Linked DNA regions of Homo sapiens: region 1 is linked to region 2. Evidence: read pairs that join two places in POLR2A ChIA-PET (ENCODE). Cell type or tissue: GM12878. All regions are shown on one strand.

Evidence for each region. ChIA-PET counts read pairs that join two places held together with the same protein. Peaks named below come from ENCODE experiments on the same cell type or tissue, not always from the same donor. Only the 100,000 strongest peaks of a DNase experiment are listed, where the experiment ranks them.
Region 1: POLR2A ChIA-PET joins it to region 2 with 5 read pairs; 5 of 35 experiments call an interaction of 5 or more read pairs at or near these places.

What each region holds. Positions count from the first base shown.
Region 1 is chr2:161,171,893-161,176,892 of GRCh38, reverse strand. The region is part of intron 1 of TANK (TRAF family member associated NFKB activator); the gene reads right to left. Among named protein-coding and RNA genes, the nearest start is that of TANK, 14 kb to the right of the region's middle. In GM12878, no CTCF peak of the experiment used is centred here; no DNase peak of the experiment used is centred here; H3K4me3 peaks cover 549 bases; H3K27ac peaks cover 1,155 bases.
Region 2 is chr2:161,244,544-161,249,543 of GRCh38, reverse strand. It overlaps PSMD14-DT (PSMD14 divergent transcript), which reads left to right. Exons shown (of 4, transcript NR_110593.1): 3 at 959-1,020. It overlaps LINC01806 (long intergenic non-protein coding RNA 1806), which reads right to left and starts at 4,805. Exons shown (of 2, transcript NR_110164.1): 1 at 4,649-4,805; 2 at 494-2,669. RefSeq lists a silencer at 4,417-4,526 and enhancers at 4,509-5,000, 4,957-5,000. In GM12878, no CTCF peak of the experiment used is centred here; a DNase peak (open chromatin) is centred at 4,853; H3K4me3 peaks cover 1,966 bases; H3K27ac peaks cover 1,334 bases.

The sequences.
Region 1 (5,000 bases), 73 kb after region 2:
CTAAGCTATCTATCACTGCCTTAAAAAGCTGCATGTCATGAAAAATTGTCAATATAAACCACACCTGTACCTTTAGATCTGAGACAAATAAGAGCCTCGAACTGGAAATCCATCTAGTCCCTTGCTTTGTTCTATTACTGACTGACCCTTAGTTAAGGGCCACTAAATCTTTTGGGACCAAAGTTTCTTTTTCTTCAGTACAAAAAGGTGTTTGGACCCAATTTCTAAGAAACTTCCTTTTTCTACAGTTCTTGAGTTTGTGAGTTAAAAATGCATGTCTGTTCTATCGAGAAGGTGCATTCTTGTTTTTAAAAATGTAAATGCAGCACTAAAAACAGCTGCATCATATGCAAGTAAATCATGTGGAGCCATCCCTTCAGGTCCTTGAATTAGATCACACAAATGTCACTGAGAGAGGAGCTACTGAGTAAATTCCACACGGATGCATCCTATTTCCTGAAATAAGAATGTATGCTAAAGAAATAAGTTCCAGGTTGATACAAATAAGTAAATGATACTTTTAATTCCTATTTCACAACCAAGAAGATAATTAGGTGTTAGATCAGCAACACTGACCAGAGAAAAAGGAAAGTCTCTGGGACTCAGCTAATTAAACTGGACAGATTTCAAATATTAACACCCTGAACTTTAAAGTCACTTGTTTATTTATTTATTTTTGGCATTTGTTAAGTATAAAATTAAGAGGCAGCTACATTTCAATTACATTTCAGTACATCTTCCACAATATTTGCCAGACTCCAGGAAAATGCTTTTTACTTATAGTAAACATGCTCAAACCTAAATCTCATGGTTAAGCTCATTCTCCAAACCCAAGAGGCTGATGCTATAGCAATCTCTCCCTTGAAAACACTCTCCTAGTTAGGGTTTTGCTTTATTTCTGGATTTGGTTTGCTGGTTTCCTTCCATTACATGAGAAAAAAATTCTGAAATCCCTGAAGGTAGCAGGGCTAGCTCAATGCAAATCACCAACCCAATCTTGTCCCCTGCAGTTCTTCTGGAGCCTGGATACTCTCATCTACCCACTGTTGTCAATCTAGCAGTAATTCCTTTTTTCCTACCCAGACCAGTGGTTCAGACAAGCAAAACTGAGGGCAGTCGGTTCTTGTCCCACCTCTCCAGCCCAGTGATTGCCCATGGTGTGCCTGTCCATGAAGAAACACCAAGAAAATCCCTGCTTCCTCTTTCATTGATCCCTTGGTTCAATAATGAAACTGTCCTGGAGTAAGAGAGGTAGCATGAGCAAGAAAGATAATTTTCTCTTCCTTTGGTAAAGCTTCCCAGCCCTAGCAAAACTTTGATTTTAATAAAATATATCCCATTACCATTCAATCAGAACAAGGTATTTGCTGGCTTATGATGTGTAAGGCACCATATGGGGAACAGCAAGGGATTCAGATATAGTACTATCTTAAAGTTATGTTTCTTTCACAAAGTATTTTCACCAATTCTTCATTTCCTATTACATATTAACATTCCTCTTTGACTGATAAGGCTCAGAAGGCTTAAATGACTTATCTATAGCTATAAAGCTGTGTTATGAACTAGATTAAATCTTTAAAATTCTTGGTTCAAGGATTGTTCATTAGAGTCAGCTGCAAAGTGCTCTCCCAGGGTGTTATGGTCAATATGCTTATTTGATAAAATATTTAGTGCCAACTATGAGCAGAAGTGTGCTGGGTACCACTGATACAGTAAGAATGAATCAGACATGGCATCTCCTCCCATGAAGGTACCATTAACTGTAACTTGAAGCATATAGTATATGAGCATCCTAAGATATCCAAAAGGCTAGAGTTTGGAGAGGAAAGTTAATCTATTTATGAAGTTTAGGAAAGGCTTTGAGAGGTAGGTGGCATTTGAATAGAGTGTTGAGATATAGGTGGGAATGATCTTACCCATTCCTTTTATTTAATTATCAAACGGCAGTCATCCTTTTTCAAACAGGTTTCCCACTGTGATAAGGATGTTTTTAATATTAAATAATATCAATTCTTTACTAAAACAGGCAAGGATTATATGCATTTCTTATGCACTGCTCAGTTTGATTTTCCTGATCAGGACAACCATGCAAACCTGAGACAATTCTTAAGCATAACAATGATGGTTACTATAAACATGACGGATTACGCTAAAGCTTTCCCCATGATGCCTGAAAGCAAGTAGAGGTGGAAATGAAAGAAAAGGCAAGTTCTGCAGCCTTGATTTTCTTTGTTATTAAGACAAAGAGTTTGGATAATAGAATCTCCTTTAACTTTATAATTGTATAACATTACCAAACTATACACAACATAAAAACTTTTGCTCAGCAAATATGGTGACTTATTTTTCCTCATAAATGATATCATATATTTAAAAACAGTAGCTGCTTTGTCTTAATTTATGTTACAAATTAAGCCTTGATTGCAAACCAGTTGCTAGGGCATTTCATTTCACAATGGTGAGAAGCAAGGAGTAAACTTTATATATAGAGTGTCCTGGAAGTAAAGAGATGATATGATACTGTAAAAATATGTGATATGAAAAATATGTGATTACAAGTAATACTGTGAAAATTACTGTGACTTTTGTTTATTCAATAACATTTATATATTCCCTCCTAAACACTTTACTAAATAGACTGAAAAAAAATACAGCCTTTAAATTCAGACCCCAGATCTGCAATTTCCTAGCCATTTACTGAACTCTGAACATCACTTTTCACATCATACATAGTTGTAGGGTTACAATAAAAATTGAGACCATATATACAGTAAAAATTAAGTAAAACTTCAGTGAGACCATATATATAAGATATGTTATTTGTTCCTCAATATCTATTCTCTCCTTCTCTTATAGTACTAATACTTCTGATTTTTAGCTGGTGTGGTCATGTGACTACGTGCTAGTCATTGGCAAATGGGTGTAACTTCCATAACAAGTTTTCCCTTTCACCTTTTTTCCCAGCTGGTTGGAATGTTACAGTGACAAGCCACCTAGAACACTGTGATGCAGGCAACCCTTGTTTAACCACTGTTTTGTGGGTCTCTAAAGGAGGAACTGAGCTGTATCCTGATTGGTACAATGTTCAAGACTGGTTCAGTGTTGAACACACAATAGGCACTCCTTTTCTCCCTGGGAAAGTGAAAAACAGTCATGGTCTTTGCCTTTTTCTCCAATTAGAGCTTATAATTGAGTGAGGCAGACACACATGAAAATAATTAGCCAAAAGGTCAATTATAAATGTTTAAAAAAAAAAGGTCTGGGCACATCTTCACAGAGGTCTGTGTAGCACAGGTATAAGCATTTGTAGACCTCAACCAATGGTTCACTAGAGATTTACGCATTTCATTCACAGTTCTACCTAAAAAGAAGAAGAAAACTGTTAAGTAAAAGGTATAAACAAGATAAAGGCTCAATAGAAGGAACAATCAAAATAAGGATTGTGGAAGGCTTCACAGAGGATCTGACACTTAAACAGAGTCCCGAAAGATGAGAAGAGTTTCAACAAGTAGAGAATGAGTGGGCAAAGTACATTCATTCTGAAAGAGCAGAGGCCCTGAAAAGTCATTAATATGGTGCATTTTAGTGAAGGGAGTATTCTGTTTATGCAAGTCTAGCATGTGTGCAGAGATGATAGCGAGGTGAGGGTGCCATGATAAGCTATGGTCAGGGTCAGCATGTATGACTGTGCTGTACTACAAAAATTCTAGGGAAGACCATACATAAAGACCATGATTGGAATGGCATCCTATAGAGCTGTAGAGTACACTGGCTGCATAAACCACATGCAGCAGACTCAGTTATGGCTAGACTATAGTAGACCTCGAATGTCACTCTAAGAAATTTAGACTTTAACATGTTGACACAAGGAGTAATGAGAGATTTTCAAGGAGATGATGGACATATTTTAGACAGAACAGATAACAGCATGGACTACAAACTAGCGAGGGAGACAAAGTGAGGCTATACCACAGGCAACTAATGCTGTATTCTAGGTAAAAGATGAGGGCTTGAACTAGAGCAGGGGAAATAAAGATGAGTGGATTCAAGAGGCATTTCAAGAGTAGAATCAACAGGATTTGGTGGCCGACTGGATGTGCACAATAGACAAGAGGGCAGCAATTCAGGTACCTGTGACTGCAAATCAGTTGGCCTGAAATGGGACCTCAGAATCTACATTCTAGTTAGCAAAGCGCCTCAGGTGATTTTGTTGCAGATGGTTCACCAGCCACTGGTTTTCAAAACACCCAGTAGAAAGTGGTGATAGCCAGACATAAAGTGACAGAAAGAAAATTTTCAGGAGGAGAGGGAAGATACTGAATCTAATTTTGGACAACAGTGCTAGAAAAGACATCATAATAAAGAGGAAGAAAGCATCACCTGCATAATTATCTATAGGAAAAAAATGAAGATAACTATGCCTTCACTATTGTTTGTATTCTTGAAGTCCTGTTTTTAATGTCTCCTGATACTAGTACATCCTTGGATGGCCAATTAGGCCAAAATCGTTTTACCCCCAAAAAAAAAAAAAAAAAAAGCCGAAAAAAACTACATTTTTGAAAAGAAAACAATAGAGAAAAGCAATACGCATTATTGTACCACCTTATAGCACAAGATGTACATGTTTTTCCTACCAAATATAAACCAAAAAAGAGGACAGGCCCACTTATTATTTCTTTGAAGGAGGCCAGAAGGAAAACTAGGAAATGCATAAAATAGTGTATGACATTTTGTGTCTGTTATTTTATGTAAAAAGACTATTAATCCAATATGTAGAAATGTTATCTAATGCTCTGCTTTGTTAACCTTTCTATGCTGTTAAATAACAGGAAAAACAACTCTGGCAGAGTATTTGAATGCAAGATTTTCCTTAAGTATCTTCTACTCTACCAGATTTATAAATAAATAATAAGGTAGTACTAATGATTTTTCAAAAGAGTGGTACAGTTTGTATCTATCCTCTGGTCTTAACCAGAAAAGTTTGAAAAAAAATATTTTCA
Region 2 (5,000 bases):
AGGGTAGTATAGTAATTAGACATATTTGGGTATATTGTAGTAAATTTAAAAGTTTCTGAGCTTGAGAAAATAAAATTCCATAACCATACTTGCTCTAGTTGTTTAACTCAACTTACTGTACATTTCAGAGAGAACAATTACTTTCTTTAGGAGATTAATGCACTATCCTTTGAGATGAAGAAAAACCTACAGATTTTAACAAAACATTGTTTGTTCTTGTCACTAGCTGTGGTGAGGAGTTTTTACTGAGCCATGATAGCACATCTTTATCTCCTACTTCTGTGTACACTTGCGGCATTATAACACATAGTTTTATCTGGGTAAATTCACTGAGTATGGTCTTCACTGATCATGACATCTCATCAATAATCTCATTATTATGCTTTATGTCATACAACATAGAATCTTTGATTACTCAAAATATTTCTTATAACTCAGAATCAAACTGTTTATGATTTAAAACAGAATGTATTGATGAATAGAGAATGCAACAGTGATTTGATAAATGTTTAATAATTTATCAAACTCAGAAAATTTTGGGACAAAGTACCATTTAAAGATAAAGCAAATAAGTACAGCTAAATATTGTAATAGTGTATAGGTGTTACACTGAAGCCTGTGTATAAGCATTAACTATGTACCAATAAATGCAAAGAAAATAAACTTTGGTTATAGCTTATCTAAATTAATCTCAGAATTTGACAATTAAACATATGAATTTGTAATAAACATTCTGCATTTTTTTAAAATTCATCATATTTGTAACAGTGCCAAAATAATCTAAAATCAGAACGCTTTCTGAGTATAATTATATTATTATAATTCTCTACCTTGACAGATGACAATTTTAGAACACCCTAAATACAATTTCTAGTATATGCACTAAAATAAAATGTAACAGATAGACAACTCACCATAGTATAAGTAACACATTCAAATTTAGTAATTTATTTTCCAGGTGGAAACCAGGCTTCTTGGAAGACTTCAAACTATGCCAAATGGTCTGATTTCACCATAGAGGTAGGCACTAGAGGACTAAATTTACTTCTGTGTAATTTTTGTTAGCTACATTTTACATGCAAATGTCTATACAACCATGTTAATGAAGTTATAGAGAAGAAAAGAAAGTTGGCATTCCCACTTTTGTTTTATTCCAAAGCAACTTTTCAGTTGACTTGCTATCATTTTAAGCCATTGTTGTTTAATCATAAGAAAACAGAAAAGTCTAACGATGCATTCGAATTGGATTGCAAGTCCAGAAAAACAATATGTTACTTCTAAATAAAATTTAGATTTGACATTTTTTCCCTCATAACTTTATGGTGTTCACAACATAGGATAACTTTATAGTGTTCACAACATAGAATGCTTCTAGTGGAATCAGACAAAAAAAAGTTTTGTTAATAATAAATATTTAGAAAAGTTCAGTTTTTCTGATCCAGAGTTGGTTATTTAGAGGAAAAATTTTGTTCCTTCTTATCAAGGGGCTCAAAATTTTCTGCACCCCAAATGGAATTGGCTGCTTAATTGATAGTTATCCAAAATCTTTTTTCCAAGAAATATAAGCAAATATATTTAAATTTGACATGGGTAAATTTCCTATAAAAATGTTGATATTTAAGCTTCAAAGCCCATATTGGCAATGAAAAGTGTACAGTATCCTTTTAGGTGGAACATTAATAATCTAAAATTTGTCTCATTATAAGGGAAATGTGCCTGGGGTATATGAAAAATAATGGTTTAAACTAAAGACACAGATGATTTGCAATAAAACTGAAAGTAATATCTCTAGAAGTGTAGGTGATAAAAGGAGAAAGAGACAGAAATAATGGTTGCAGCTCTGCATTTATGGTATAGGTTACAGCCAAGACTGGATACAATCTCATCTCATAATATCCAAAAGAATAAAGCAAAATAAAACCTCCTTCACCCTCGCACATTAAAAGGAATCAACATCTTGACCCAAAGTTCAAACTCCTAGAACTTGTAAATATCTGTAAAACCCCCAACACCAAGGTTTCTGTAACCTGTCACATCAGAGAAATAGGGAGATCTTCCACCACGGAAATATGACTATTAAGAATTCACAGATTACCTGAAACATTTACTAATCACCTCCCACCCCCAACACCCCCTCCTCCGAGGGAAAAAGAAAAAGGGAGTGAGAGAGGAAGACTCAAAGCACTGGGGAAAGCCTGCTATGAAAATGCCAGGCCTTTCTTGGGGCTTAGACCGTCAACCTAATCCTAGCCAGAACTATCGCAGGACTATAATAGGGCAACAGAGTACTTTGTGTTTGAGAATTGGGGTAGGAGGACCAGGATGTGAAGACATCTAACAAATTCATAGATTTTTAAAAAGCATTTGAGAGCGTTGTGTTTATACATGCTGGGCAACATAAACCATAAACCTTGCTGGATTTCTGCAAACTGCTGCGTGGAGGATACAAACGACATTCCTGTCAATGGGAGGAATAGACAGACAGAAATCAAGACAGAGATAGGCAGCACCCCCAGGATGTGAAGCTTGTTCCAATTGCAAGCTGTAGTGGAAGGAGATGATGACACCCAGAACAAAATGTCTTTTTCACGAGGATGCTGAAGCTCTTGCTTTGTGATCTCTGTTTACAGAAGGAATGATCCATGGAAAGGACTTAATTTCTCCATTTTCTGGAATCGAAATATAAGGGCTTTTTAGTTAAAGTTCTTCCTGTAGAGTGTATTGTTGTGTTCCATGAAACAGACAAAACTCAGCAAGACAACAAAGACTTGATCTGTAAGAGAAGGTATTAAACAGCAAGTCCTCTCCAGAGGGTAATTAATCCTTAGTCATTCATCTTAGAAGTCCCAGTTACAGTTAAGGTTAATGTTCAGGTAGCTTCTTTCTACTTTCTTTAAAAATTTTTTTAAACATTTTTTTTTTTTTACAGAATGTTATACTATTAATTGCCAATTTGCATATGTGTGCAGCTGCTGTTTTGGCTCTGAACTCAATCCGATAAGCTTGCTGGAGGTATCGCAGAGCACTTGGCAGCTTTCCTATTTGAAAAGAAAGCCTCTCCCCTCTACAGAACAGCTGATCGTCTATCAGCGATAGACCCTGATGGCGTGAATTACAATTACACTACTTTTCACACTAAATCTGGGTGATAGCTACTTGGAAAGAAGTTTCATCATTTTTTACCACAAACTGGAAAAAGAATTACATGGTCATGCTGTGCTTTTAAAGGCAGTTTGGTTCACTTTTGTCTATTTAACACCTAATTCCAAGAAGTCCATAGGCATCTAGAGATCTGAATGGCGCGTAATGAATTCACTGTTTAGATTGAAGATTTTAAAAATCTACCTCAAATTACATTTATTAACAGGGCGACCAGGAAGTGTTAAAGTTGTTAGACACTTCATTTATTAAATAATTTGTGGGTATTTTCAGTTGTCATATCTAGAGTCATGGGGTTTGCTTATTTTTTTTAATTAGCAATCCAAAACAATGCTACTGCAATTTAACAATTCATCACATAATCTTGGGCTCTTCAGTTCAACTGCTAATGTTAGATAATTCAGATTGTTATTTTTGTCTGTTTATAAATGATTTTGGTTGCATTGTGCTGTGAGGAGAACTGCAGCAGCCCAGGCAGATGATCTTTCTCTTATTTCCTGCATTGCTCAGGATGGTTGAGGGGCCTTCCAAAAAATGCATTTGAGGAGTTAAGTTTAGCATCTAGCAAAAGCAAACAAGTGATGGGGCAGGGGGCACTAATAATAACTTGATTTATTATCATCACTTATTTACGTCATTATCAATTTACATTTCCTGTCTGTTCGGAAAACTGAGGAAGGGCCTCTTTGCCAAACTACATTTTGTTAGAATCCTCCATTTCTCTGATTTTCTGGGACGTTAGAAAGTATTGTCTTTCCTCTTCTTGAAAGAATCGGCCAACCATCAGAAAATTTAAGAAGCTCCTAAACATCCCTTTTCTTTTCTCTTTCTTTCCTCAGCCCTCTTCCCCTCCCATCTTGACATTTAAATCAATTTGTTGGGGTGGGTGGGGGGGAAAGAACAAGAGTTAAACCCACCTCAGGCAGCAGAAGTGGAACACATTAATCCTGACGTAGTTAACCTAAGAGAAAAATAGATTTTGTTTTCCTTTTTTAGTCGCTAGCTTTATTAGATTTCTCACTCTCACAGATTATCCGAAGACTACCCATTGATTGATCGCCCGTAGAGCTGCATTTGGTGTAATGAAAAAACTCACAGCTTTATTGGCTCTCAGGAGACAAAACAAACAGAACAAGATATTCATATTAATGCAAACAATGCAACAAATGAGGGGAAGAATCGCCCGGCTGAAGCGAGGCCCGGCGCGGCCGCGGCCGGGGGGCTGAGAAGGGCCTGGGTGCCTGTCGCCCGGGAGCCGAGGTTTCCCGGCCTCCCCCGACCCCGGGCGCCAAGAGCAGTCGGTCCCCCCGGCCTCCCGCCGGCAAAGGGGCCCTGGGGCCCAGGCGCGCGGCCCCTGCGTGGCGGCAGGCGGCCCAGGCCAGCGCCGGCGGCTAGAGAAGGCCTCCAGTCCAGGCCTCATGGAAGGGCCTGCCTCGAGCGGCCCCTCAACGCCCCGCAGTGTGGCACTGGAAGGGACCTAAAAACCCACCTGGCTTTCTCCTTTCCCCTTCCCCACGCTTCCCAGGGCCCAATGCCCGCATCTCAGTTTCGCTTTCCGGCAGGGTCAGGGGTGAGAGGGAGGAATTCTCAGGTGTCACCTCCTCACCCGCCTGGAGGCGGAGGCTAGAAAGACGCCGGGGCACTCTGGAGGGGAGGAAGAGGTGTGCCTAGAATTCTCTCTCTTAAACGCTCGCGTTATCACGGAGGAGACTTTATAAACACTTTAAACACAACACCAACCATTTTATCAGCAAAAGCGAGGGGAGGGGGGCGTACAGTAAATGCTGAGAGATGTTCGAGAAGCCCCAAGACGTTCCTTGCGGAAGGAGAACGGAAGAAAG